Regions from separate parts of the Homo sapiens genome. Here region 1 is linked to region 2. A link is an interaction called in ENCODE POLR2A ChIA-PET data of the cell type or tissue named here. Cell type or tissue: PC-9. All regions are shown on one strand. Each heading gives the region's core, and the rest is flanking DNA. Links, peaks and the distances in the headings are about the cores only.

Region 1 (2,921 bases), core at 241-2,740, 51 kb after region 2:
TTGTAGGGACATGGATGAAGCTGGAAACCATCATTCTCAGCAAACTATCGCAAGGACAAAAAACCAAACACTGCATGTTCTCACTCATAGGTAGGAATTGAACAATGAGAACACCTGGACACAGGAAGGGGAATATCACACACGGGGGCCTGTCATGGGGTGGGGGGAGGGGGGATGGATAGCATTAGGAGAGATACCTCATGTAAGTGACGAGTTAATGGGTGCAGCACACCAACATGGCACATGTATACATATGTAACAAACCTGCACGTTGTGCACATGTACCCTAGAACTTAAAGTATAATAAAAAATAAATAAATAAAAATTTTTAAAGAGGAAGATTTAGTAATTTGCCCACGATCACATCACAAATACGTGGCAGAACTGGGTTTGAAAACAGATCCTCTTCCATCTTGAGCAATCTTTGGTCCAGATTTCACAGCAGCCACAAGAGGAGTGGGGTGGGACTGCACCCTCTTTTCTTATTCACACCTCCTCCTCCATTGAGGCTGCAACATAGTTCATTTTCGCCTGACCACCCCCAGATGCAATGGGTTTGCAGGAAAGAAACACATCATTCAATCAGCTGCCATTTCTCAAAGCCATCTGGAAAGGCTGTGCTGGATTGCACTGAGGTGAAAAGCAAAGCAGTTCTCTCCGATTCCTTCATCCTGCATGGGTCCAGGCACTTCTGTGCCTCCTTTCCTTTCACCTAAAATCCTTCCTGGATTCACAAGAAATGTGTAATCCACGATGGTCCCTCGCTTTGTCTCACACACTAACATCTACATATTTCTGTGGCATCTCATGTTTATTTAGTCTGATGATAATTTTTCATTCTCTTTTTTCTTTTGCTTGGTTCTGTTTGCCTGATGTTTCCATGCCTTGCCTATATGACTTATGGTGAAACTCTCCAGACGTAATTATTTGGTGTAAATATAATGGCTGAAAATTAATATTTATAGCATTTAAGGAGTGTTGTATTTTTGTTGTTAATGATGACGTTGTTTCAAAATTTCAAGACTCTCTTTGGATAATTGATGTATTCATATTTAACATGCAATAATATTGCACAAGTGTATTGGAAAAAGCAAGTGTTGAAATTGTTGGACCAGCTCTTTTTCATTTGACACCTACTCTTTACCCTATTGAACTTCACCTTCTTTGTCTCTGAGCACTTCTAAACTGCAGAAGACACTTGCAACTCTAAATTCACGTTGACTGTTCCACTAAAGCAACAGAAGTGATATCAAGTAGATTCATATATTTTAAAGGCCAAAGAGTATTGGTTCAAAAATTGCTCCTTTTTAAAATATACTCCATATGGCCATGGGTTTCTCAAGTAGACCACAGTTTGATTTAAGAACATTTTTCCCTCTTGAGAAAAACAAAAAACCACACTAACATATCTAGAACATTTTTCCTGCCCTCTCTTTGCACAATACCCCACCTAGTATTATGAGGGATTGTAGGCCTAACTAAATACCCCCAACTTACCTTAAGTACACACCCTCCGAACTCCCCAAACCAGTTAGGCCTTATTGAAAGAGTTTTGCCATTCAAACGCCTTCCCAGTTGTCCTGTCTTAGCCACACCCACAAAACAAATGCAACTGCTCACTCTAGAGCCAGCCGGTGGGCAAATAGAGCTCAGCTTCCAGCCTCTCCCAGGCCAGGCATACATTTGGCCTGAAGCTGTTTTGCTGTTTTGTACAAATGGAAGCCACTCAACTGCTTTTACACCTTATTTTAATGCCTTATTATTTCAAAGGGATCTCTGTTCTTATTGACAATAATTACTGTTAACTCCCCCATCAAGTTCAAAGGTTTCTGTGATTATGAAACTTCTTCTAAAGACTAGCCGATTAATCCAACTTGTTATTAAATTAGAACTATATTCTTGACCTGTTTTAATGGAGGTTTTATTACTGCTTTCCTAATAAGCTTAACTATCACCTTGAAATCACATCAATATTTCTCTAATCTTTATTATCTCTATTAGGAGTCCATGGGCTCACTCGCTATTAGATAGGCATTTAATGTCTACTATAATCTGGCCCTAAATTATCAAATTCATTTCAACTCCCTGATTCCCCCACCTCCGCCCACCTGGTCCCCCCTCCTCCTCAATGCACTTGCATCTTCTTGTCCAACCAAATACAGAGCTTTATACTTTGATGTCTGAACACACGATATGTACATATATCAGCCTCTTTCCTTTACCCTGCAAGCAATGGCCTCTCCCTTCCTTTCTCTGTCCTCTTCCTACCCAGCTCCTCCAGCCTGCCTTGTTCACTCTGCTCTTGCTCACTCTGCCAAGGCCATAGGATCTTGAAAACGCCTATAGCCTCTCCCACCCATGTGGCACTAGTACACAGAGTTTAGCACTAATTTAAGACTTGGTGTTTATCTCTAGCTCCTAAGTTCACAGCTAGAAAACAAACTTCAAGGAAGTGGAGTTTGCTCCTATGTTATTGTGGTTTCAAACTTTGACAAAGGAAAGAATCCCTAGACCTGGAATCTGAAGAGTTGGCAGGCAGTAAATAGTTCTAGCGATTTATCAGCTGTATGGTCCTGCATTTGCCACTTACCCTTCTCTTGGCCTCAGTGTCTCATTCATAAATTGGAGAAAATGCCTTTTCCGACTACCTGACTGCATTGCTGCAAGGAGCAGACGTGTTGCTCAGGCAGAAAACCTTGGAGTTGCTTTGGCTCTCCACTATCTTCTACTCTCAAATCCAAATCATCAGTGAATTCTGCTGGCTCTTCCACCATAGCCTATCTTGGCTGAAACCACTTCTCGCCACCTTCAATTTACCCCCTGGCCCTCACCCTATCCCTTCTCAATTGGATTGTTGAAATACCCTCCTAACTCATCTTCCTGCTTCTACCCTTGAGTGGTGCTCTCTGCAATCTCTTTCA
Region 2 (2,921 bases), core at 226-2,725:
CAAGAACCACTGTGCCTGTATGACTGGCTATAGGACAAGAACAATTGCAATGAGGTGCTTGTCTTCAAGGAGCTTACTACAGTCTAGTGGGAGAGGAAAGCCATGACTCTATAGCTCAGGACATGCTGATAGCATAAATGCACACAAATCCACCCATACTTTACTTTGATATCCCTTTCTGGTTGACCCTCAACCTGAGTGCCAGACTCCCTTCAATACCCAAACATACCATATGTATCAGATGAATGAATGAATGAGTAGAGGAGTGCTTATTTTATATTCTGTATATCTTGCATATAAATCATAGGCACACATATTGTTTGGTGTATTTGAAACATTTAATAGCATAAAATATTTAAATAATCTTTCAGAATCCACCTTGAGAGTTGCGGATAATAATATATTTTGAACAGAAATTTCAAAATGTGCCTCAGTCTAATATGTATTTGTCCCTGCAAAAAGCTGGGAAGGTAAGAATGGAAGTGGAAAAGGATAAAACATGTCAATTTAGAGAAGACTTTTCCCTATCTGGCATCCCTTGAAATCAACAGTTAGATAATAGATAAACTACATGGGGAAATTTTGTACCATTTGAGGGTGTAATCTGCCACATTATTTCATGAGAAAGTTTGGTCATGTGGTCTTTGGTCATGTGGTCTTTTTTTTTTCTTTCCTTCTTTGCAGTGACCTACAGGAAGCTCAAAGCTGTGTGTTCAGCTGCTCTGGCTTTCTTCATGGTGGGGCTTAGCATTGATTCCCTCTCCTGATGGCTCCCTATGGCACTCCAAGGCTGAGACATATTTGAGGCTGGTATGTTTGGGTATGGAAGGGAGTCTGGCACTCGGGTGGAGGGTAAGCCTGAAAGGGATATTAAAGTAAAGGATGGGTACAGTTATCTGTATTTAGGCTATCAGCATGTCCTGAGCTTTACTGCCATGGCTTTTCCCTCCCACTGGACTGTAAGCTCCTTGAAGACAAGGGCCTCATTGCAATTGTTCTTCATCCTGTAGCTGGTCATGCAGGCACAGTGGTGCATGGTGTGTGGTAGATCTATAAATACATATCAAATGAATGAATGACATACCATGGACAGCTCTCTTCCTATCCTATTGCTAGAGCACATGGGCTCGCAGGCAGGTGAGTGAACACAAACATGTGTGCACCCCACACACACACACACGTACAAACTCACACATCCATCATTTACATGCAGAAGTTACATTATACTTTCATGCCACCATCTGAGAATTCCAAAGAGAATATCAGGTGAAATACGTTAAATTACTTTTGCACATGCTACAGGTCATGAGAGTATGAGTTCATGAGAAAGGAGACACTGAAACTGAATTAGCAACAGAGAGCAGAGGTTGTGCTGAAGGGAAAGCAATGTTAATGCCAGGAAGGAGTCTGGTGTTGTACGTGGGAAATTTGGGATAAACTGCATGGATTTTACAGCCTTCCAGGGAGGCAGAGTGCTGGAGTAGGTTCAGAAAGCATTTCTGAAAACCTCTTTCTTCTAGTCACCCTGCCTAATTTCCTCTGACTCTGTCCTCCCCTGGCTGCATTTCCTGTTTCTGGTTAGAACTCTGACCTAAGTTTCTTTATTTCGGAACTAAGCAGAATTACTTGTTTCAGTGAATACATTTGTGGACCACAGCAATGGGGAGAAAGGAGCCTGAGAAAAGTGTTCCTCCGGCCCTTGAGGTCAAAGACCTGTAGGAAGTGGTATGGCAATGACCTTCAGTGACAGCAAGCCCGTGATGTGACTTCAGCAAAGTGGGATGGGCCATTTTCACTCACTGAGCTTGTCAGATGACCTTTTCTTGATTCACCATTACCTGGAGAGTTTATCCAACTGCTGGGACACAGGAGATGTGAAGAAATGGGTATACTGGTTTGAAGGATAAATTTGCCTTCTAGCTGAACAGAAATCTGAGAGCTGCTGAATCACCTGCAAAATTATATCTTGTTCTGTAGTTTGTTTCCTAAGTTTCCTGGGATTTGATTAGTCAGGAAAAGACCACACCACTAGCAGGGGAAGTCCAGGAACAAGGGAGCCAATGAGTTCTGTGTCCTACTTAAATGAACCTTGAAGGTATCCAGGAGAATCCTTCCTTCTAGCTATGGAAAGATGGGAGATGGGGCAAAGTGATGCCCAGTCATGGCCAAGAAAGATCTGATGTTTCTACAAACAGCTCTCCCTTTCTTGCATATCTACCTAAACTGGAGACCCTTTTATCTTCTGCCAGCCTGCTTCAAGGCTTTTTTTTTTTTTTTTTTTTTTTTGGTGGAAATAAGTTAGGTGGGTGGGAAAGGAAGAAATGCAAAGTTGTGTCTGCCTGTGATTAATCTTCTCCAGAACACACCTGGGTCTTAGAATCACAGAGGCTTTGGATCGGAGGGGGCTGAGCCGAGCAAATTGTTCGGGAGTGGGTAGAAGGATAAGAGGTCAGGTGGGTAGATGGAGAGGGCCTCATGGAGGGACTTCCCCATAAATGCAGCTCCTGCATCCACAGTCCTTTCAAATGTGCTGTGCTTCACTAAGATCAAATGCATGGGAACTGGGCAGTTTTCCAACTTGTCCTTAATTGTACTCTTGCTAGCATGGCTTTATTAGTGGGTTCTAAGTGTTGTGAATGCCAAGAAAATCGGACATCATAGAATAAAGGCTATATTTTACAACCAAATATTAAGCATACCTTTCATGTATTACTGTTTCCCAGTGGACTGCAACATTTTTACATCTATTATTACATTTATCCTCACTACCTCCGTATGAATTATGCAGGGACTTATGCTCATTTTTCACATAACTAAACTGCAAATCAGAGAGGTTAAGTAATTTGCTCCAGGTCACACAGCTACTAAGTGAAAGAATCAGGACAAGTATTCAGATCTTCTTTTTACACTAGCAGTTTGGT

What was found. Peaks named below come from ENCODE experiments on the same cell type or tissue, not always from the same donor. Only the 100,000 strongest peaks of a DNase experiment are listed, where the experiment ranks them.
Region 1: POLR2A ChIA-PET joins it to region 2 with 19 read pairs; 4 of 35 experiments call an interaction of 5 or more read pairs at or near these places.

Annotation. Positions count from the first base shown.
Region 1 is chr21:35,271,938-35,274,858 of GRCh38, forward strand. No RefSeq gene overlaps it. Among named protein-coding and RNA genes, the nearest start is that of RUNX1, 220 kb to the left of the region's middle. RefSeq lists an enhancer at 2,230-2,731. In PC-9, for the core only: no CTCF peak of the experiment used is centred there; a DNase peak (open chromatin) is centred at 1,574; H3K27ac peaks cover 1,946 bases.
Region 2 is chr21:35,221,121-35,224,041 of GRCh38, forward strand. All of the region lies in intron 1 of LOC124905015 (a long non-coding RNA gene), which reads right to left. Among named protein-coding and RNA genes, the nearest start is that of RUNX1, 170 kb to the left of the region's middle. In PC-9, for the core only: no CTCF peak of the experiment used is centred there; a DNase peak (open chromatin) is centred at 1,771; H3K27ac peaks cover 2,460 bases.